3 separate regions of the Homo sapiens genome follow, and regions 2 and 3 are each linked to region 1. Evidence: chromatin loops called from intact Hi-C (ENCODE). Cell type or tissue: chondrocyte. All regions are shown on one strand.

Region 1 (8,000 bases):
ACATGGGCAGGTTCCTCCAACTCACCTTTCATACTGTTCTAAAACACAGGTCCAATCCTGCCCCTGCTTTCAATGGTTTCCCTCTGCCTACAAATTCAACACCAACCACCTTAATGTTACATGCAGAATTTAAAAGGTGGCCCCCAAATTCATCCCTAGACAGATCAGCCATAGGAAAGAAACTACAGGTGGTGTAGGCAGTGGTGACATCATCATCAATATCAACTGGGCATTTACTGTACACCAGGAGCCTATGAAACATTTTACTTCATTTAAGCTCACCCCTGATGAGGTAGGTGTTCTCGTCCCCTGCTATACATAAACACACTCACAAAGGAGGATAGATAGAAAATAGTAGCTAGGTAGATAGGTAGAAAAAGAGGGAGGAAGGAAGGAAGGAAGGAAAGAAGGAAGGAAGGAGGGAAGGAAGGAGAAGAGAGGAGAGGAGAGGAGACAGGTAACAAGGGGCTAACTTTTGGCTGGGATTGAAATCCCCGATGGCCTCTTTAACTCCTCTCATGCCTCTGTTCCTGCTTTCCCCTCCATCCAGATGTCTTTCTTCTCCCATTCTGATAATCTATGGAATCACCTTCTCTTCCCAGATACCTTCAGCACAGAATTCCCTCATTATATGCATGTGTATCTCCTCTATCAGACTATAAAGTCTGTAAGGATACATCTGTGTTTATATATTTAGCCAAACACGACTTGTTCTATAAAGGGTTTACGGCAATTTTAAGGTCATGAACAGGCTCCCAGTAAAAACATAATTTAACATTAAATTGGACTGAATACTGATGCACAACTAAGGAAACTGTTTACCTCAACATTAAAAAAATGCTAATAACTACAGCTAAGTTCAAAAGTAGAAAGGAGAAGGAAATCAACATCTACTGGCGTCAGCTGCTGTATTTCAGGAACTGTACTGAGAACTCTATAAATCCATTTCATGTAATTCTCAGAACAGACTTACACCATAGGTTTTATCCCAGTTTATAGGTAAGGAATTCAAGGTTTTAAAAGGCTTTGCGGGTTGGCTCTTTCACCAATATTTGCTGGAGTTTGGGTTTTCAGGCTCTTTCTGGGTCATAGATTTCTTTCCAGGATACCTTGTAGCAATTTGAGAGCTGGCATCACTTCCCGCTGGGTCCCAAAGATGCAGGAAGAGCTTAGTACTGTTGACTAGACCGCGGATGGACCCACCACAAAAGTTTAACCCAACCTTGACCCCAGAATCTTCACAAATGCTCAGTGAAGAAAATCCCCAGGACGACTCGGGCCTCTCTTCTGCTCAGAGATGTCAATAAAGAACTTCAGTAGCGTGACTTTCAACCCTAGTACCAAATTCCCTTCCCTTCTACCAGAAGATTCATCCCAACAACTGGATAGAAGAGAAACGACCTTCCAGGACATCAGAGATGGCTTGCCTCAGGAGTAGAAGTAAGAACGCTGCTACCTATGCAGAAAGGAAGTATGGCAAAATTGAGATACCTGTTACTCAACAGATGTTCTTGGCTTGAAAAACTAGTAGACACTGGGCCAAAGGGAGAGTTCAGAATGAATCAAGAAGGGAACCATTCAAATGTGGCTGCAGTTTCTGTTATCATAGATAGCCTGAGAATGCTACAACAGGGAATCATGACACCAAGCCAATTCAACCATAAACTGTCATTCTTGTACTTTTTTTTTCTTGCTGGTAATTTTATGTATTAGGTTGAGAAAGCTAATCTATGTTAGAAGAGCCTGTATACCAATAATTTTAATAAACAGTTCTGTGATTTTTTTGGGTATATTTTCATTTCTACCATACCACCAATAATTTATCAGAGATCTATGTAGCTTGAATGTATTTGAGTAACTTCAACATACTTCAGCTCTCCTCCCTGATGTGACCCAAAGAGCCAGTAGGTCCTAAGTGTCCTATGTGTGTTAGAAGCCTGAAGTCAGTGAGATGAAGCCCAACCCAAGAGTTCAAGTAAAGCAACTTGTGGGGCAAGAATATAAAGAAAACAGTGGGTAGTTTGGCAAGAGCATAATTATTAAATTTTCTGGTTTTCAAAAATGTGAACTCCAATAAGAGGACCTTCAATGTGCTGTTTTTGCAATTTTCAGTAACAAATGTGTGTACAGAGAAAATAAAACTGACATATTTGAGTAGCTTTAAAAAAAAACTTTTTTTAAAAAAAGGCTGCATGATGAATCAGTTATGTGGCTTTGGACCAGTAAGGAGTCAATTTCAACCCAGACTGTTCTGACTTGGAAGGCCATTGTGATTCCATGTCTAACTCCAGAATATTGTTTTCACAATACCATAACATCTTCTAAACTGAACAAAATACTTGCACGAAATAGTTGATTCTCTTCTTCCAATTTCTTTTCATTCATGGAAAGGGAAAGAAGACACATTGAATTAAGCATCCAACAAATATAAATACAGCATTAACATTTAAATGCTATCTCAGCAAATATTTTAAAGGATAAACCAAAAGAATGTATATCGAATATACTAGAAAAAAGATGCTAGCAATGAAGGAGTGCAACCAGTAACGTTGTAACTATGTGCAATCAGGTAAGTCACTGGAAGTGAAAACCACCTAAACCTCTGGCAGCTAAAACCAAATTAGTAACTCTCATCAATATGATAGCCAAATTTGAGACACTACCCACGAAATGCAGAGGGGCACACATCAGGCACATCAATATTGTGACCCCTCAGTTCACAAGTAAGGGAGACACACAATTATCTGAGATACACTTTAAGGACACCAATGACCAACATATGGCATCGCAATGGCTGTTCCAGGGAACATCCATTTTCACTGTTTCCTGGATTTCAGGCATAGAAAGATGACTGAAGACATATAGTGGCCCTTTTGCCTTGACCCAGTTCATAACCATTGTAAAAGTAACCATTTCACTACTCAAAAGATTATAAAGAAACTATTTTTCCTAAGAATCTAGGATCTACTACCTATAATTCTGGCATACACATTCTTTACAACCTTAATATATAATTATCAAATCTGATAACGAACGTTCTGTAAATTACCAGGTACTACAATATTTTGGTGTTTGCCTTTTAACTAAAGCTGAGGGGGGAGAGTGGGGAGGTTGGAAGAAGCCTCATTTCACCTGCCCTTTCCAAAATTTCACTTCAAAAGAGTGTTAAAAAAAACTCAGTATATCCAGGTATAAATCTCCAAGTTTAATTTTCACTGCTTAACAAAAGCGATGTAGAAAGCAATTACTGTACCCTCCATTAATCCTTTCGGATTGCATGGAATTCCTTCCAGAAAATTCCAATAGAAAAAAAGTTAAGACAGGTAATCGCGTTTTGGTACGTGTGTCGTCTCTGGCACAAGTCATGTAGAGTGAAATCCTTTAAGACATTTAAATGTTCCTGGTATTGTTTTGTGATTAACGTGATAAAATTGCCAAACAATCCATATTTACCATGAGTGAAAACACTTCCACCACGTACGGAAAATCTCTCCAAAACACAAAATCTGATTCAAAAATTATAAGTAAAAAGAGAATAAATGTAAAAACAATTCCATAAACAAACTTTGAAATGCGTATACGATGACATTACTGAAGCCATTACTCAAAACGAACCTCTGTAAAATCGAGAACGCACAATCAATGCAATAAAATGCTCGAGAAAGCCAAACCCGAGGCGCTGCGCAGTTCCCGCATCGCACAATTCGTTTCAACACATTCCTTGACGAATACACCCAAGGTCACTCACGATGGAGAGGAAAAGTGCCTGTCTCTCTCCAGAGCACGCAACCCGTTCGCCGCGCCCCCACGGAGGGCGGCGAAGAGACGGCGCATCAGGAAAGGGGCTGCGCGGGCGCGAGGACTGGCCGGTGGGCGTTCCGGCGCCGCGAACCGCGGAGCCTGCAACTTACAAGGTCCGCGGCCATCCCCCGGGCCTGGGAGGGGTGGCCCCAGGGCAGGCCCGCGTCCCCGGGGTGACCCGACCCGTCGCGCCGGGGTCCCGCCCCTCCCCCCGCCCCGCCCCCGTCGCCGGCCCGGGATTATGCAACGTTCCCCCTCCCCGCCTGCATTCTGGCGCAGCGCCCCCTCCCCGCGCCCGACTGCGCAGCGCCGCCGCCCCCTGCCCGCCGGCCTCCCCGCCCGGCTCCAAACAAAGCGCGCGCTAAGGGGCCGGCGGCGGCCGGGGAACTGGGGACGAGAGGGTGGCGGCCATGTTGGCGGGGGGCGGCGGGGATGGGGGCACGGAGGAGTAGGGGCCGGCGAACAAAGGAGCGCGCGCCCGCCCCGAGGCCCAGGCCCGCCCAGCCCGGGTCCCCGCCGCGGCCCAGCCGGCAGGGGGCGCTATGCGGGCGCCGCCCGCTGGACAATGCTCCGCCGGGCCCCGCGCGGGCCGCGCTCACCTGCGCCCCCGGGCAGACCGCCGCACCGCTGGCCCGCCCGCAGCCCGCACTCCCTCACGACCCACGCCCGCCCTGCGCGGGCCTCACCTGCTGACCGCCGAGGCTGCAGTCCACAGGCCCACGGGTTCCGCCGTCGCTCGTTCGCGCTCCCGCCGGCCCCAGCCTGAGCCAGACGGCGCCTCCCCGCCCCCGCTCCCTCGCCGCGGACGCCGCCCGCCCCCCAACAGTCAGGGCGCACGCGCACTGCGCCCGCCGAACTGCGACGGCCGCGCCGCCCCGGCGCCTGGCGCCGACGGCCGACTGCGCAGGCGCAGTGGGGCGGGGCGGGGCCGGCGAGGGCGGGGCCTGGCCCCTCTCACCTGGCTGGCGGCAGGGCGGGGCTCGAGCCCGGGACTGCCAGGTGCGCGCCGGGAATGGGCGGCGGCAGGCGCGCGGGGCACAGGTTCCTGAGGGGGCGCAGCTTTTCCTGGAAGGCAGGCAGCCTGAGAAGGGCTTCGTTTTTGCGCAGTAGGACGTTGAAGAAAGGACAAGCCCCCTTTGTCCTGGACGTAAGCCGCAAGTCGTCCTGAGTGGTGCACACCGCGAAGACTGAGGAAACTGGATCACAGGGCTGGGCCGTGAGCCTTGAACCTCGGAGAACGTCGCATTACTGCTCCAGCGCGCCGGTTCAGGGCCGCGGGACGCGAGCCCTTTAAAAGGATGGATTTGCTTCCTGTGACTCCCTGGAAGAGACGTCTTCACCACCGCACTGCGTAGAGGCCGGCGTCGTCGCCGGCTCACCCCGCTTGCTGCCTCCCCGCACAAAGCCCAGCCCAGGTAGCTCAGGTTAGCTGGAGCCCCGGAGCCTCACCTACAAGTACCTGGCCTGTCCTAGGTTGTGTGGGGACGGGATGTGGCTTCTGCAAGCCCAGAAACCTGTTTCCACTCCCCCACCACAAATGGAACTCACCCAGCTCTACTCGCAAGGTTAGGAGCCAAAAATTCCCATGATCGCACGCGAATTCATTTGACTTCCGTTTCAGTTAAGATGCCTTTTCAGCATTTTGTTGCTTGTTTGCAGAAGGGAGAGAGGTAGGATCAAGAATAGTTTTTACTCCTGCAGAGTCGAGTGCGAGACTTGGAGGCTGAGTCCAGGCGCTCTCCCCTCCCCGCCAGTCCCGTGTCCTGGAGCAGGTCACTGACCTGGTTCCTCGAGTGCGACAGCGCAGCCTCATCGTAATAAACCGCCTCCCAAAGCGTTGTCAGATCAAATTCCAGAACATGTTACTGGAAAGCACCTTGAACACTCTAAACTGCAGCACAGTTATTAGTTAGCAATACTCTTTGGGGTTTCACTGGCACCTTTTCTAACAAATAAGATTGATAGATGCCTGCTCAAACAAATTGAAGTGCTTGTCTCAGATGACACACTTGGCAGGCATGGGACGTTCACAGGCCAACTAGAGAGCTAATTTCAAAACTGAGATATAAAAGTGTATCGCTGTACTTACAAGTTACCAAGTGTTGAGAAATTACTCACTTTCATTTGTGTGTTTAATGTCTTTTTTGTTTTTTTAGACGGAGTCTCACTCTGTTCCCCAGGCTGCAGTGCAGTGGCATGATCTCGGCCCACTGCAACCTCCGCTTCCTGGGTTCAAGCAATCCTCACATTTCAGCCTCCCGAGTAGCTGGGATTACAGGCGCGCACCACCATGTCCAGCTAATTTTTAAAAATATTTTTAGTAGAGACGGGGTTTCGCCATGTTGGCCAGGCCGGTCTCAAACTCCTGGCCTCCAGCAATCCGCTGGCCTCGGCCTCCTGAAGTGCTAGGATTACAGGCGTGAGCCACCGCGCCTGGCCTGTTTAATGTCTTGCAGTGGGGTCATCTCCGAAACAAAGAGGGATGGGAAGAAGGTAGGTGCCAAGAAGTCTGCTGGTTGGAAGATTTCATCTCATTGGCGAGATCCCTGGGTTTCTCCACCTCAGCAGTGTTGGCTTTTGGGATGGGATAATCCTTTCATGTGGGGTCTGTTCCATGCTTTGTAGGATGTTTGACAGCATCCCTGGCCTCCACCCACTAGATGCCAGTAGCACACACACTCCTCCAAAATTCACGGAAAACGTCTTCAAAGTCAAATATGTGGCCCCACCTTCATCTCCATCCCCAACCCCTGATTTAAAATTTGCCACTGGTGATGATCTCATTGGGAGCTATTGAGAATACACAGGACTGTGGTTTACACCTGTAATCCCAACACTTTGGGAGGCTGAGGCTGGAGGATGGCTTGAGCCCAGGAGTTTGAGACCAGCCTGGGCAACATAGCAAGACCCCAACTCTAAAATAAATAAAATTTTAAAAAATTTTAAAAAGGCCAAGAACAGTGGCTCTCACCTGTAATCCCAGCACTTTGGGAGGCCGAGGCAAGTGGATCACTTGAGGTCAGGAGTTTGAGACCAGCCTGGCCAACACAGTGAAACCCCATCTCTGCTAAAAATACAAAAATTAGCGAGGCGTGGTGGTGCACGCCTGTAATCCCAGCTGCTCCAGAGACTGAGGCAGGAGAATCGCTTGAACCCAGGAGGCAGGGTTTGCAGTGAGTCGAGACTGTGCCACTGCACTCCAGCCTGGGTGACGGAGTCAAACTCCATCTCAAAAAAAAATACACAGGATTGTGGCTCATGCCTGTAATACCGGCACTTTGGGAGGCCAAGGTGGTAGGATGGCTTGAGCCCAGGAGTTCAGGACCAGCCTGGGCAACATAGCAAGACCCCAACTGTACAATAAATAAATAAAATTTTTTAAAATGAAACAAAGGCCGGCCAGCTGCAATGGCTCACGCCTGTAATCCCAGCACTTTGGGAGGCCGAGGCAGGCAGATCACTTGAGGTCAGGAGTTCTAGACCAGCCTGGCCAACGTGGTGAAACCCCATTTCTACTAAAAATATAAAAATTAGCCAGCCGTGGTGGCAGGCACCAGTAATCCGAGCTATTTAGGAGGCTGAGGCAGGAGAATCGCTTGAACCCAGGAGGCAGGGGTTACAGTGAGCCGAGATTGCACCACTGCACTCCAGCCTGGACAACAAGAGTGAGACTCCATCTCAAAAAAAAAAAATTAAAAATAAAAGAATGCACAGTCCAGTAATGTCACCCAGCCCTATATCAGTAAAGGTCACACTCTAGAGTGGTACATATCTCAGCTGCATCTAAGGCCTTGCTAATTAGCTCATTAGAATGTCACAAATGGGTTTTTATATTACCCATGTATAGCTGCCAAAAATGTTTAAGTGAATCTAATCAAAGTTGGAAAAAAAAATAAGAAAAATCCAGGTTGGAAGACATTCAGCAAAACAATTTCCCTGCACTACACTCTAAAAAAAGTCAAGCTAGGGAATTGGTCCAGACAGATAACACAACTGGGTTGGTCCATTAAGTGACCCCTGATGCAGCACTGCATTGAAGGCAAAAAAGCTGTGAGAGAGATTTGAGGGACAACTGGGGAACTTTGTAGTTATATATGGACTATATATTAGACAGTATTATTGTATCATCATTAGATTTTTCAGTGTGACAGTGGCTATTTACAAGAATGCCCTAGTTCTTAGGATGTTAGTGCTGAATC
Region 2 (8,000 bases), 190 kb before region 1:
ATCCACAGCAATGATAAACCACCACCACCACGACCAAAGTCTAGCTTTCATCCCAAAGCATCAGAGCAGCACAATCTCAGCACCATCCTAAGATTTCATGCCCCCAAAGCGGGGGTGTCTGTGTAGGGTGGAGTCACCCGTGAACAGTCAGACCCCTCAGATGCTGACCAGAGACCAGCGGGGTGATGGAAATCCACTTTAGGGCCAGATTACCATGCAGCGTCAAATACCATTATTCCTGCTCGACCTAAGAAGAGTGAGCTATGGATTGGAGGAATTCAGAGAACATTCCCTCTCACTCTTGGAAGTTGTGCCCTGCTGAAAGAGTGAACCCTGATATTCCAAAGGAACTAAGAAGATAACACTGAGTGGGTCTCCACGAGCATGCCACGCATTAGGGCTTTCATCCACGTTTGCAGTGCAGCGGTAACAAATGCCGCAGAAGCAGAGACTTGAACAGTGCTGCACAGGCTTAGAATCCCAAAACCACCATGGGAATGAGCCCAGTCGGGCCTGCCAGGGGATAAGAGGCCACAGAGAGCAGCATCAAGGTGTCCTAGCTGCCTGGCTGCCCACTGGCCACAGACACATGGAATTGTCCAGTAGAGACCATCAAGCTGGCCCAAACTAGAAGAAATGCCCAACCAACTCCTAGACTAGTAAACCAAAGAAAAGGGGTATCGTTGGGCCAGGCTCAGTGGCTCATACCTGTAATCCCAGCACTTTGGGAGGCCAAGGCGGGAGGATCCCTTGAGGTCAGGAGTTCGAGACCAGCCTGGCCAACATGGCAAAGCCCCATCTCTACTAAAAATACAAAAATTAGCTGGGTGTGGGGCACATATCTGTAATCCCAGCTACTCAGGAGGCTAAGGCACAAGAATTGCTTGAACCCAGGAGGTGGAGGTTGCAGTGAGCCAAGATCGTGCCACTGTGCTCCACCCTGGGTGACAGAGCAAGACTGTCAAAAGAAGAAAGAAAGAAGAAAGAAAGAAAGAGAGAGAGGGAGGGAGGGAGGGGAGGAGGGAGGAAGGAAGGAAGGAAGAAAGGAAGGAAGGAAGGAAGGATTGTTTTAAGCCTCTAAGTTTTGAGATATTTTGCTATGCAGCAAATAGTGCTTAATACTTGCTAATGGTGCAATCTCCCAACTTAGACTGCTTTTCTTTTTTTTCATTTTTTTATTTTTTTGAGATGAAGTCTCTCTCTGTCGCCCAGGCTGGAGTGCAGTGGTGCGATCTCGGCTCACTGCAAGCTCCGCCTCCCGGGTTCACACCATTCTCCTGCCTCAGCCTCCCGAGTAGCTGGGACTACAGGCGCCCGCCACCATGCCCAGCTAATTTTTTGTATTTTTAGCAGAGACAGGGTTTCACCGTGTTAGCCAGGATGGTCTGACCTCGTGATCCGCCCACCTCGGCCTCACAAAGTGCTGGGATTACAGGCGTGAGCCACTGCACCCAGGTCTAGACTGCTTTTCTAATGAAGAACATCCTCCCCTTCCCAAACAAAATTCCATTTCTTTGTACAAATATAGGACTAGAGAGTAGCAAAACCTCCTGCAACTCAAATATTCTTCCAGAAGCCAGGTGAGGAATGACAGAAGTAGTGAATGAGAACCCCGAATGAGCTCTGGGGTGGGGAGTGGTGACAGGAGAGGAAGCCGAAGTCCATAAGGAGATGTGCCAAAACCACTCCTCTCCATGGGCTGCAGCCACCAGAACCGGCCACAAATGTGGTCATCTTGCCCATGGTTAGGCTCACCTTGAAAAACAGAACCTTCTCAACTGTAGAGAAAAGCATAGACATCAGCAAGTACTTATGTGCAGCAAAGTCCATTCCACAATATGTTCTTACTGATCTGGAAACAACACAGTCACAAATAAATGGGTTAAGAAAGTGGTTGCAGCCGGGTGCAGTGGCTCACGCCTGTAATCCCAACACTTTGGGAGGCCGAGGTGGGCGGATCACCTGAGGTCGGGTGTTTGAGACCAGCCTGACGAACATGGAGAAACCCCGTCTCCACTAAAAATACAAAATTAGCCAGGCATGGTGGCACATGCAGGCGCATGCCTGTAATTGCAGCTACTCGGGAGGCTGAGGCGGCTGAGGCGGGAGAATCGCTTGAACCTACGAGGCAGAGGTTGTGGTGAGCTGAGATCACGCCATTGCACTCCTGCAGCCTGGGCAACAAGAGCGAAACTCCATCTCAAAAAAAAAAAAGAAAAAGTGGTTGCTTCATTTAAAATTACTCATGCTCACTATTGCCAAACTCCCCCCAAAAGTGGTAGCATTGCCTTTGTCTTTGGACACACTGGGTGTTGGAGGTCATTGATGAGGAACTCCTTGTGGACCCCCAGCCAGCTTTGTCCTCTTGGTTTCAGTGAAGCTCCAAATAGGCTTCGCCCATTTCTTGCAGTGGGTAGCTGCAGACAGAAGCTCCTTCCAAGGCAGTGGCTGGGACAGCAGCTAAAAGACTTAACTTGGCAGACACTGTGAGTCAGTGCATGAAAAGGCCGGTATGGAGATACAGATTAATTACATAGGGAAAAATAGCAACTGCCCCGAGGAGAAAGCTGCACACAGCACCTTCACCAGGTGAGCCGGGTTAGCATCATCAGTCATGCCACATACTGGCCTTATGTGCCCTCTGATACCACACACTGAGGAGGATACCACGTCACTCTTATGATATTCTTGCAAAAAATAATGCATAAGCTACATTTAATCAGGAGGAACGTGCCACAAAATCATGGCCAGTACTCTTTAAAAAAAGTCTGAAGGTCATTAGAGACAAAGAAAAGTTGTGGAACCATTCCAGACTAAAAGAGACCAAGGACATTTGATGACTTAAATACAGCATGAGATATTGGACTGGGTCCTGGATCAGAGAAAGACATCAGTGGGGCCATGGATGAAATCTGAAGAGCATGGGTGGATTCGTTAACAGTACTGCATCAATGCTAAGTCCCTGGGATTGACTATCTTAACATAATTATGTGAGGTGTAAACACTGGGGAAACTGGGGTAAGGCATACAGAAAATTTTTGTACTGTTTTTGCAACTTTAAGTTCCAACTTATTTCAAAATCAAGTTTAAAAAGTAAAGAATAAAATCTCTTTAAAATTTAACAAGAAGAGAAAAAAAAAGAGAGAAGCTCCCACCACTGTTGGCTGACATCTATGTTCTTTAAATTTAGTGGGAAAGAAATGATCAATTTTGGCCAGGCAAGGTAATCCTAGCACTTTGGAAGACCGAGGCAGGTGGATCACCTGAGGTCAGGAGTTCGACACCAGCCTGGCCAACATGGTGAAATCCCATCTCTACTAAAAATACAAAAAATTAGCCAGGCCTGGTGGCTGGTGCCTGTAATCCCAGCTACTTGGGAGGCTGAGGCAGAAGAATCACTTGAACCCAGGAAGTAGAAGTTGTAGTGAGCTGAGATTTCACCACTGTACTCCAGCCTGGGCAACAAGAGTGAAACTCCATCTCAAAAAAAAAAAAAAAAAGAATTTTTTTTTTTTGAGATGGAGTCTTGCTCTGTCACCCAGGCTAGCGTGCAATGGCGCGATCTTGGCTCACTGCAACCTCTGCCTCCCAGTTCAAGCGATTCTCCTGCCTCAGCCTCCTGAGTAGCTAGGACTACAGGCGTGTGCCACCACACCCGGCTAATTTTTTTGCATTATTATTTTTTTTAGTAGAGATAGGATTTCACCGTGTTAGTCAGGAGGGTCTCGATCTCCTGACCTCGTGATCCACCCTCCTCAGCCTCCAAAATTGCTGGGATTACAGGCGTGAGCCACCGCGCCCTCCCATCATTTTTTAATTCATTTGGCTACCAGCCCTCAGAAGGTTAAGAGATAGCCATATGGTGGACATTTGTTTGGGGCCACCCTGCATAACCCACTCACCCCCTTCTCTCACCCCGGGTTTTCATTGCGGAGTTTATTTTTCCCTTGACTCGCAGTCATAAGACTCTGGGGAAGGAGCTGCTAACTCCAGCCCTAGAAAAGAGGTGTGTGGCCCAAGCCTACCCAGCAGCATATTCAGTCTCCTTGGCCCTGGTGACACTCCACAGAGGGCATGTGACAGCAGGAAGTAGACTTAATTCTGAGCGTTTGGCTTAAGCATCAGGAGGCTGTCACAACCAGCCCCACCTCCACTGGACTTGAATAAGCTCAATGGGGACCAAAGCTACCTCTGTGACCAGCTGCTGCCAGGAGGGAGTCTGTCCCAGCAAGAAGCCAGCCCTGAAGCTGCAGAAATGAGTCCTGCCACAGCACCCAATCCCTAGTCAGGCCACACCTGACTCCACCCCGTGGGTCCTGTAACTAGAAGAGGTCAGGAAGCCCCCCGTCCTTCAGGCATTCCGGATTGCAGGGGCCTCCCGCAACCAAGAGAGCCATGTTTAGCTGAGTTCCATCTCCTGCTGAGAAAGTCAAGATCAGCCAAACCACATGCTGCAGTGTCAGAGTCTCGGGTTATGAAAGGCGGCATCAGTGGGGTAGTGAAGACAGGAGGAAAGGGCAGAGAGGCCACCAGTGTGCCTCTGGGAGGACAAACGTTTTACATTGGCCAGCGTGCCCCCATATTTTGGTGTTCTGACAACCCACCCACTTAATCAGCAAGAAATCGAGACTTTCCTGTGATCCCCATGTCCAGTTCATCCTTTGCAAGTTCCTGGGCGGGGAGCAGAGTGGCTGTCACATAGACAAAGATGTAGGCCGCCCACCAGCGCCTACTTCTCCAACTTCAAGGTCCCCTGCTCCATCCACTGCTCCCCAGATGGCCTGGGCATCCTTGAACGTGGCCAGCCCTTTCCCCGTGAATCAGTTCCCTGTATGGAGTCCAGGTTGCTCAGAAAGGCCTGTGGACAATGTCTGAGCCCCAGTCGAGGCTGAGCTCCACCAGTTCCTGTGCCCTAAGGAAGTCAGGAGATGGGGCTGAGCGCCCAGCCTTCCGGAGGTCGGAGCCTGCTGCCTAGCAGATGACCACGAGGGGGCAGTGTGGAGCAGTTGGTAGGCCGGGCCGGCGGCTCCTGGCTGACCAGCCGGACCGGACTTCCCAACCTGAAATCCAACCGGAGGGAAAAGAAAATACACAGCCAGCGGCAACAGCCAACCCTGAGTGGCGGGGTGGCAGATTATGTTTATTTCCCAAATGTCCTGTAATTGATAAGTAACTGATTACCAAATAAATTTTATTACTAAAATGAAAGAAAGAAGCCAGATCAGTAGATACCTGTTTTTCTGCATTGCTTGTATCCAAATTCACACATTTGTCCAACTGCAAAGATCCTGACCAGGTGTCACGGACCACTCCAGGACCGGCAGGGACTGCTTCAGGCAAGGAAGATTTGTACCCCTGGGAGCCGCTGTGCCCGTCTCCACCTGGGGTCCAGCGCAGCCCACCTGGGGTCCGGGAACCCTCGCCTTGAGGACAGGTGTCTCTTATCCTGCGTCCAGTTATTTTGGTTGTGATGGAACTCCATTTTCTCTTGGAGATTAACAGCGCCTGCACTTTGTATACTTGAGGACATTGCCAGGGGTGCCCTCTACCACCCCACTCTTAACTTGTTTTCATAGCGACATTTCCCAAATTCTCAGTCATTTCACGTGAAGTCTTCCCAATTTCTCCATGGATCCACTTCAACCGTGAAGACACTGGACACAGAGTGCCATGAGGACTGAATATAACGGCAGGGGCCTGCGCCTAGGGGCGGGTCCCACAGCAGGACACTGCTCTTGCTGCCAGACCCACCGCTGGACCCAGGGTTTCTAGGCACTGATGACTCCCAACCACCCAGGATTCTTGTTATGGACAGGATCATGTGCCCGTAGTTCATATGTTGATGCCCTAAATCCCGATATGGCTTATAAATGGCACTTGGAAGGACATATTGGATTAGAGACTCACACTTTTGAAATGAGGTCATAAGTAAGTCCCTGATTCAATATGACGATGCATCCTTAGAAGAAGAGGAACAGATGCACGGTGCTGCGCTCGCTCGCTCTCTTCTCTCTCTCTCTCTCTCTCTCTTTCTCTCTCCACATAAGCACAGAGGAAAGGCCATGTGAGGACACAGTGTCCACAAGCCAGGAAGCAGGCCTTCATCAGAAACCAGATTTGACAGCACCTAGATCTTCAGCCTTCAGAACAGTGAGAGAATGAATGTCTGCCATTTGAGCCCCCAGCCTGTGGTATCATGTGAGGCAGCCTGAGCTGGCACCTGCAGTTCTCTTAGGACCGTAGACATGCTCACCTGGAACAGAGGCCACCGTGTCCATTGTCTGTGCAGGGCTGTTCTCACCCCTGCCCGGGGGTGCATCACAAACACCTGATGGTCTCATGCCGCCCCCCCCGCCCAGTCACAAACACACACACCCCATCCATGAGCAGTAGAAATAAGCATCCAGGAAAGGAATCAGGGAGCTAATTCCTCTTCCTAATGCTAAGAATTGCTCAGAAATACATGCACTTTTAACCCTCACTTGTCTGGGGCTCTGACAGACCTCCCTCTCTGGACGGCAGCTGTGTGTGCTTCAACCTGTTTCAGCACGGTCACCCCACTCCCCTGCTTCCTCTCTGCTCCTCATGGCCAGGACACCTCGCAAGGACCCTCCCTCACCCTCTACCTTGAGGGCAGCCATAAGCAGTAGCCTGGGGCTTGGGAGTTGGGAGCTGGGACCCCCCCTACCTACCACTCTATGGGTGGTGGCTCACCCCAGTTGGGGATAAGGCTGCAGGGAACACAGTGTTGGAGCCCCTTAAGCATGGCCGAGAAGAAGCACTTCATGGAGACACTCAGGCAGCAACATGGCAGGGGCTGTGTCTGGTGCTCAGGCTCTTACGTCCCAGAGAACCCAGAGGAAAGCAGGGCCGACCTCCCTGCTACGGGCTGCCTGTAGTCTACTCCATAGTCCCAGGAAAACAAGCTCTGCCCTTTCCCTTTGAGGGGCTGGTGGAGAAGGGAGCAGTCCCAGCCAAGAAGACACAAGTTGTCCTTCTAGGCTTGTGGGCCCCGAGGAATAGCTGCCCCTCCCGCACCTCCATTGGCCATTCTCCCTCTTCCCCTTCTCCCCTCAGGAGAGCAGACATGTCTCCCTTGTCACCTGCTAGCAAACTGGAAGTCTCTCTCCCTCCTTCAGCAAGCACCCCTGGGAGACTTTATCTTCAGCAGACAAGGTCTTTGCTCACCCTGCACGGGGAGAATTCAAGAGGCCTTGGACATCACGAGGAAACCTGGCCCACGTGGGAGCTGGGGGTCTAGGGCCACCACATAAGTGTGAGTCCCCAACGTGAGAAAGAAGCAGCCACCTGTTGAACCAGGTATAAAAGGAGTCGAGAAACCTTGAGAAGTCTAGGTCCATCGCTGTGGGTTCACATGTCGGGAGAGTCAGGCGCATTGGGTTTTTGTTTGTGGTTTTCAATATTTTGTTTGTTTGTTTGTTTGTTTTGTTTTCTTTTTGAGACGGAGTCTCGCTCCATCGCCCAGGCTGGAGTGCAGTGGCACAATCTCGGCTCACTGTAACCTCTGTCTCCTGGGCTCAAGCAATTCTCCTGCTTCAGCCTCCCAAGTAGCTGGGATTACAGGTGCCCACCACCACACCCAACTAATCTTTTGTATTTTTTAGTAGAGACGGGATTTCACCATGTTGGCCAGGCTGATCTCGAACTCCTGACCTCGTGATTCACCTGCCTCAGTCTCCCAAAGTGCTGGGATTACAGGTATGAGCCACCGTGCCTGGCCTAATTTTTTTATTTTTAATTTTTGTGGGTACATAGTAGGTGTGTATATTTATGGGGTACATGAGATGTTTTGATACAGGCATGCAATGCATAATAATCACATAATGAAGAATCGGAGTATTCATCCCCTCAAGCATTTATCTTTTGTGTTACAAACAATGCAATTATAGTTATTTTTAAATGTACAATTAAATGATTATTGACAGTAGTCACACTGTTGTGCTATCAAATATTAGGTCTTATTTATTCTTTGTATTTTT
Region 3 (8,000 bases), 280 kb after region 1:
TTGTGTAAAATGTATGCATGTTGATACACATGGTTCTGGATCATTTCTCTTATTTACTGAAATATTCTACTATATGACTATAATTTATTCATCTGTTTCTTCTTTTAGACATTTTTGCATGTCCCTGGGGCTTTTCCCTCTTATGAATAGCACTGCTGCTATGAACACATTTTTGTGCACATCTTTTGGTACACATGTGCAAGTTTTTTTTCAGGTGTTTTCTTGGTCATAAGGAAAAGATGTTTCTAACTCCTCTATATGTTGCCAAACTACTCTTTTGAGTGGTTCTTCCACTAGCAAAATGAGAATTTCTGCTTTTTCATATTCCAGACATCATTTGATATACTAAATTCCTTTAAAATACTTTGCTAGTCTTATGAGTTTGAATGGATCTCCTTTTGTTTCATTTTGTATTTCCCCAATTATTAGTGAGGTTTAATGTCTATTCAATTATTGAGCCATGAGTTTTCTTCTTTTAAGATTAAAATGTCTGTTTTGTCCGTTGGACTGCTTTTGTCCAATTGATGTGTAAGAATTCTTCAGATCTTTTTATACCAAGCTTTTGCTTATTGTTGCTGTTGCAAATCTATTTCTCGATATTGCATCCGGAGTTGGTTCCTTTGGGTGGGTTCGTGATCTCACTGACTTCAAGAATGAAGCCGTGGACCTTCATGGTGAGTGTTACAACTCTTAAAGGTGGCACTGACCCAAAGAGAGAGCAGCAGCAAAATTTATTGTGAGGAGCAAAAGAACAAACAGTCCAGAGGGTGGAAGGGGACTGGATTACAACTACTGGCTGGGGTGGCCGAGCTTTTATTCCCTTATTTTCCACGCCCATGTCCTGCTGATTGGTCCATTTTACAGAGTGCTGATTGGTCCATTTTACAGGGTGATGATTGGTCCAGTTTACAAACCTCTAGCTAGCTACTGAGCACTGATTGGTGCATTTTTACGGAGCACTGATTGGTGCATTTTACAAACTTCTAGCTAGCTACAGAAAAGTTCTCCAAGTCCCCACTCAACCCAGGAAGTCCTGCTCCCTTCACCTCTCAATATGTCTCCTATATTTAGTTTGTCTAGCATGTCTTCTGTAGTACTCAATTTTTTAACTTTAAGTCAAATGTATCAATTTTTAGTTTATCAGCTAATTAATTTTCATGTCAGATTTTCCCATGAGTTAATCAGTCATTTTAAAGAATCGTCTTTCATTTTGGTTTGTCCGCTTGGTTTGTTGGTTTCTCTTTCTCTGATTTCTGTTCTTATATTTACTAATCCTTTCCTCTCCTTATTTCAGCAGACTCTATTTTTATTTTCTAGCTTTGACTACTACCTTCATCTTAGTCTTTCAGCAAATTCATTTTAACTCACTTTGTCTGCGTTTTTCATATTTTGAAGTATACAGTACTTTTAGTGACAACAGTTCTAGAGATTTTCCTTCTTAAACCATGGTACACTTAAAATTTTTAAGTTTAAATGAAATAATTTATATACATACTAGAAAAGGAAAACAAGTTATCTCCCATTTCTCCTGTCCCTCTGTTCCCTCCCCAGATGAGGGCAACCAGATTATTAGAGTGCTAACCTGGGTTACTTAAACTTTATGTTATGTAAGATGAGAAAAATTGGTGTTTATTTGAAATGATACATATTATTTACTTTTCTGTTACATAAATGCTATCATTTAAACAAAGTGAAATGATGAATTTATTATTTAAACAAAAACAATAGAACTAGTTAACAGTGGCAATTAGTAGTAGGGCTGATTAAACAAAAAATATGTGTGAGGAAAATATAACAATATTTTCATAATTTTTTTATTCTCTGACAACTTATTTTACTCTTTATTACATTTAATAAATTTTGTAGGTCATATAATTGTGTATTCTCAAGATACATGTGAATGTTTTAACAAGGAGAATGTACAATAGGACTAACTAAAGAGAGACTACCTATATTTAGTTGAAAACAACAATGACATCTTTTTTCTGTACCATGAGACAGTGGGATATTTTTACTCTTTCTGTTTCATTTTTCTTAATACTTCCCTGAACTGCTGTACCCTTAAGTCACATCAGTCACCTCACTCGCTCCTCACTTAATGCCCCATTGCAGGGAACCCCAAGTCGTGGGTGCCAACATCAGTGGGCAATGGCCATGGTAGCAGGGGATCTGTGCTGTACTCAGCCCCTATTTTTTAGGATGCTCTATGAGTTTTGTACTTTTCCCTCAACTTTCCTCATCCATCATGAAAAACTGAGATGTCTTGTATCCTAGGACTGAGGACTTTTCCAGAGTGTGGGACTGACAGTCCTGAGCAAGCCTGGACACTTGGCCACCACAGCAAAGTAGTAATTTTAGCTCTCTTAGCTGGTTCTCTTGGTCTTAGTCTCCATATTGCTAAATAACATACTTATATTGCTATTTCTTGATTATTCTATCTCAGATATCATTTACTGTGTTTTAGTATGAAAATGAGGATTTGACTCTCTTTCCAAATCCTTTTTTCTTAGCTCCAGTGTATTTCTTTTTGTTGCTTTACACATTCACTTTTTTTGGAGAAAACTATGCAGTGGCTTCCCAAGAAGTGTTGCATGCGAGGGGAGTCTTTTAAAAAATAAGTGTTTGTGCATGACCCCCACCCCTCACCCCATTGTTTCCCACCTGGAAAAAGCACACAGAATTGTTTCCAGATACTCTAAAACAATGGCTTTACAAAGGAAAAGAGTCTTATCCCAAAAACACACTCTTTTCACTTATCCCCAAAGGAGACTAACCATAAAAAGTTTTCAAAACTGAATCAAGATGTCAACACCTTCATTTTTAAGAAGGACTCTAAGGTACCTATGCTGCCAAAATGCCTGCACCATCCTCTCGCTCCATTTCCACATTCACAGGGGCTTTGCAGCATTCTTAGGACAAGATCTTTTCAAGGCAACTCTTATTAACATGTGTTAGCTATTTCCTTATAGAGCATCAAGGTAAGAAAGGTTGATAATATTATTAACCATGCCCCTGCTTTGATGTGGTTATGGGAAATTGAGCGGCTCAGCTTTCCTGGTCACTGGCACTAACCTTTCACACCAGGATTTCCTGCAGTTTAAGGGTGAGAGACTGGCTAGGGGAATGGTGATGTCTTACAGCAAGCCTCATTTGCTTTTTACACGTGGTTTCTACAGACTACTCAATTTTGTCCAAAATCTAATGCTCACCTTTCTTTACAGTGCCATCTGCTGCTGCCTCTGACTACTGCATTTTCCCCCGTTTGCTTAGTCCACGCCCAGTGTGGTAAAAGATGGGAAAGAGAAAGCCATCCTCTCATTAAAGTAATTGGTCCGGCATATACTAAGCGTCAGGCACTTTTTTTTCAGACACTACAGAAATATATCGACACAGGCAAAATGTATTTTCTGTACCCTATAGTCTCACTTAATAATGGGTACATTAGGCTGGGCACAGTGGTTCACGCCTATAATCCCAACACTTTGGGAGGCCGAGGCGGGTAGATCGCCTGAGGTCAGGGGTTCAAGACCAGCCTGGCCAACATGGCTAAACCCCGTCTCTATTAAAAATACAAAAATTAGCCGGGCATGGTGGCTCATACCTGTAATCCCAGCTACTCAGGAGGCTGAGGCAGGAGAATCACTTGAACGTGGGAGGCGGAGGTTGCAGTGAGCCGAGATCGCGCCACTGCACTCCAGCCGGAGACAGAACGAAACTCCGTCTCAAAAATAAATAAATAAATAAAATGATAGGTACAATAAGTAACATCAGGGGATGATATCAAAGAAAAATTTAACATATAAAATGCAGAGATACTGATGGGGTGCTGTTTTATACAGGGTGGTCATGAAAGACCTTTCTGCTAGCTATTTCTGAATGTAGTGTAGGCATTGAGCCATGTAGATGTCTGGGAGGAAATTTTCAGGCCTAGGATCAGCAAATGTGGAGATCTAGGAGGATCATTCAGCAGAGGGAACAGCAAATACAAAGGTCCTGAAGTAGAAGCACATGGGGCATTTTCCAGGCTGTGGGAGGAGGTGGTGCCCGAAAGTAGAATGAGGGAGTGAGGCGTTGCTGATGGGGGCTGAAGTGGAAGCCATGACCAGGTCATGGAACATTATGTTGGCCACAGTGAGGACCCCGAATTTTTCTAAGTGTGATGGGAAGCTACTGGGCAGTTTTGAGCAGAAGAGTATCACAATCACATTCAGATTTTGAAAGAATTACTCTGTCTGTTACGCAAATAGCCAAGAGCAGAAGAGTAGACAATGATGCCATCCTGAGGGCTAGCAATGGAGGCGAAGGGAAGAGATTCTGGGTTTTGGATATATGTGAAGAGAACGCTGAAAGGATTTGCGAGCAGGTTAAATATTGAGTGTGAAACAAACACAGATGTCGATGATGCAGAGGTTTCGCCTGAGCAGTAGCGTGAATGGCGGTGCCACTTTCTGAGACTGAGAATCCTGCTGGAAAGCAGGTTTGGGGACAAGAACAAGAGTCTGGTTTTGGATGTCGATTTACTTTTGCATTTTGAACCAACATTGCATTCTAGGAATAAATCCCATTTGGTCATGACGTGTAATCCTTTTAATGTGCTGTTGAATTCAGTTTGCTGGTATTTTGTTGATGATTTTTGCATCAATACTCATTAAAGATATTGGTCTGCAGTTTTCTTGTAGTATCTTTGGCTTTGGTATAAGGGTAGTGCTGCACTCATAAATATGAGTTTGGGAGTGTTCCCTCCCTCCTCTTTAATTTTTTGAAAGAGTTTTAGGAGGATTGGTATTAATTCTTCCTTAAATATTTGGTAGAATTCTCCAGTGAAGTCATCTGGTCCTGGGCTTTTCTTTGTTGAGAGGTTTTTGATTATTGATTCAATCTCCTTACTAGTTTTAGGTCTCTTTAGATTTTCTATTTCTTTATGATTCAGACTTGGTAGATTGCGTGTTTGTAAGCTACCAAGATTATCCATTTTGTTGGTTTATAATTATTCATAGTAGTCTCTCATAATTGTTTTTATTTCTGTGGCATTAGTTGTAATGTCTCCTCTTTCACGTCTGATTTTAATTATTTAAGCCTTTTCTCTTTTTTTCTTAGTCTAAGGATTCATCAATTTTGATCTTTTCAAAAAACCAATTTGTAATTTTATTGAGTTTTCTCTATTTTGTCTTCCATGTATTATTTGTTTATTTATCTTATTTTATTAATTTTTTATTGAGGTGGAATGTGGCTCTTGTTGCCCAGGCTGGAGTGCAATGGCACAATCTCAGCTCATTGCAACCTCTGCCTCCCGGATTCAAGCGATTCTCCTACCTCAGCCTCCGGAGTGGCTGGGATTAGAGGCACCCGCCACCACACCCAGCTAATTTTTGTATTTATAGTAGAGATGGGGTTTCACCACGTTGGCCAGGCTGTTCTCAAACTTCTGGCCCCAGTTATAAGGCGTGGTGGTACGTGCCTGTAATCCCAGCTACTTGGGAGGCTGAGGCAGCAGAATTGCTTGAACCCTAGAGGCAGAGGTTGCAGTGAGCCAAGACCATGCCACTGCACTCCTGCCTGGGCGACAGACTCCGTCTAAAAAAAAAAAAACTACTCTTCCGCATAAAATATCTCCCTGGGTAACAGACCACTGCAAAGATGACTACAGATCTCTCTTGTTGTGTATCTATATGGAGAATACTGAAAAAACCATCCTTCTCATCAGTTTCCATTGGGAACCATGTTACAAACTACTGCGGTTTCTGTGTGTGCATGTGCGTGTTTCTGTAAAATTCTGCTACATCAGTCTTTTCCATACTATGCACTGAAAAACACCAATGTCAGAAACAACTCAAATATCTACCAACCCAAATATCTACTGAAATGGATAAACTGACTAGAGTGTGTTGATACAATAAAATACCACTGAGCAATAAAAATCATTAACTATGATACATACAACAACACTGATAAATCTCAAAAACACTGTGTATTATGAGGCCAGGTGTGGTGGCTCACACCTGTAATCTCAACACTTTGGGAAGCTGGGGAAAGAGGATTGCTTGAGCTTAGGAGTTTGAGACCTGCCTGGGCAACAAAGTGAGACCCTGTTTCTATTTAAAAAAATTTTTTTTAATTGGGCTGGGCTCGATGGCTCACGCCTGTAATCCCAGTAATTTGGGAGGCCGAGGTGGGCAGATCACCTGAGGTCAGGAGTTCAAGACCACCCTGGCCAACATGGTAAAACCCCGTCTCTGCTAAAAATACAAAAATTAGCAGGGTGCGGTAGTGCGCACCTATAATTCCAGCTACTTGGGAGGCTGAGGCAGGAGAATCACTTGAACCCGGGAGACAAAGGTTGCAGTGAGCCCAGATTGTGCCATTGCACTCCAGCCTGGGGGACAGACCGAGACTCCAAAAAAAAAAAAGAACCTCTGAACCTCTGATGCACGTGGAAATATGAGGAAAGAGGAGGAAGATGGAAGATGGAAGGACTCACGGAGCATGCAGCTGTCAGTGCTGTGCTGTCTATGTGGAGCTGCCTGCCCCAACCAGCATCTAAGTGTATCCAGGATGCAGATTCTCTGAGCAGCACCATGGTGCTTTATATACTTTATATTTTTACAGGTATTTTATGAACCACTTCAGAAAGCTTTCATCAAGCTCAGGTTTAAGCTGATGACCTAAAATTACATGAAGTTCCTAAAATTATATGAAGAAAATCTATCCTGTTATGAGGCTGGCCAGAAGGATAACCGGAGAATCTCCAGCTATGTCATCAGCTTCCCAGATAAGCCATGGTCAGGGGCCCTTCCTCTAAGCTTCCTGGGACTCCATGGATAGGTGAGGCTTCTGGGCAGCAGTCGCTCATCTTTCTGTCCCACTTCAGCTGCAGTGAGAAGAGATAAAGGGAACACTGCATATTGAGCCTCATTTAGTTTTGTCATGCACTGTGCTTTTGAAAAAAGGCAAATAATTGTCAACATGTAAAAACTGAGAAGGTTCATACTAAAAATAGATTCTGATTTTTCTAAAAAAAAAAACACTGAGTTTGGATTCATGCTGTCTTGGATAATAGACATCAATTTCTTTTTTTTTTTTTTTGAGACAGAGCCTCACTCTGTTGCCCGGGCTGGAGTACAATGGCACAATCTCGGCTCACTGCAACCTCTGACTCCTGGGTTCAAGTGATTCTCCTGCCTCAGCCTCCTGAGTAGCTGGGATTACAGGCATGTGCCACTACGCCCAGCTAGTTTTTGTATTTTTAATAGACAGGGTTTCGCCATGTTGGCCAGGCTGGTCTTGAACTGCTGACATCAGGTGATCCACCCGCCTCAGCCTCCCAAAGTTCTGGGATTACAGGCGTGAGCCACTGCGTCCGGCCCAGACATCAACTTCTAAAAAGTCATCGGGTAAATTGATGGAGATTGCATACTTAGATCTAAGAGTTTAATTGCTGACACTACTTCAGCTATAAGCATTAGCAGAAAGTAAAAAATGTATGCTTTTGAAGGGGTTCAGAGTTTGGGGGTTCAGAGTATGATGCTCCAAAACATGCCACTGTAGCATTGGATTTATTCTGAGCTAAAGGCAGTTGAGAAAAAGCAGACACAGGATGAGCCCTTTGCCCTCCCTCTCTATGCCTGAAAAGTAAAATACAAATTCCCCTTGAAAAGAAGTCCCTCCCCATTCCTGTGTCAAGAAGGGAATAATGACCTTATCACTGGAGATGAGATGGCACCCAGAAAGAGCCTAGACAAACAAACCCCGCTAACTAGCACTTACTGTCCATTAGCTTCCCTGTAGATTTACCCCCTCGTGATTGGCCATCCCTAGAAACTCAAAGGTTTTTTTCCTTTGTCTTATTACTTCTCTGCAAATGTATTGTTCTTTATGAAGATGCCACATAAACCCACGATGGAACCACTCCTTTGAGTTACTCATCTCTGAGTGCTCCCATGTGAATACATGGTGCATATGTTAACAAACTTCTCTTCGTTTTCCTCTTGCTAATCTGTCTT

The links. Hi-C counts contacts between places; a loop is a spot of excess contacts. Peaks named below come from ENCODE experiments on the same cell type or tissue, not always from the same donor. Only the 100,000 strongest peaks of a DNase experiment are listed, where the experiment ranks them.
Region 2: a loop joins it to region 1, with 5 times the contacts of the local background. A loop is called at or near these places in 32 of 110 quality-filtered maps.
Region 3: it touches region 1 in a loop (11-fold over the local background); 16 of 110 quality-filtered maps call a loop at or near these places.

The regions. Positions count from the first base shown.
Region 1 is chr9:88,385,026-88,393,025 of GRCh38, reverse strand. SPIN1 (spindlin 1) reads right to left here and starts at 4,582. Exons shown (of 6, transcript NM_006717.3): 1 at 4,488-4,582. LOC124902204 (a long non-coding RNA gene) reads left to right here and starts at 3,827. Exons shown (of 2, transcript XR_007061652.1): 1 at 3,827-3,914; 2 at 4,909-8,000. RefSeq lists a silencer at 3,930-4,829 and an enhancer at 4,907-5,766. In chondrocyte, CTCF peaks have their summits at 4,048 and 4,253; DNase peaks (open chromatin) are centred at 4,237 and 4,535.
Region 2 is chr9:88,575,654-88,583,653 of GRCh38, reverse strand. It overlaps a transcript of NXNL2 not described here. Among named protein-coding and RNA genes, the nearest start is that of NXNL2, 44 kb to the right of the region's middle. In chondrocyte, CTCF peaks have their summits at 4,741 and 4,981 (motif pointing right); a DNase peak (open chromatin) is centred at 4,956.
Region 3 is chr9:88,101,825-88,109,824 of GRCh38, reverse strand. It overlaps LOC124902202 (a long non-coding RNA gene), which reads left to right. Exons shown (of 2, transcript XR_007061649.1): 2 at 3,222-3,340. Among named protein-coding and RNA genes, the nearest start is that of LINC03026, 28 kb to the right of the region's middle. In chondrocyte, CTCF peaks have their summits at 3,033 and 3,242 (motif pointing left); no DNase peak of the experiment used is centred here.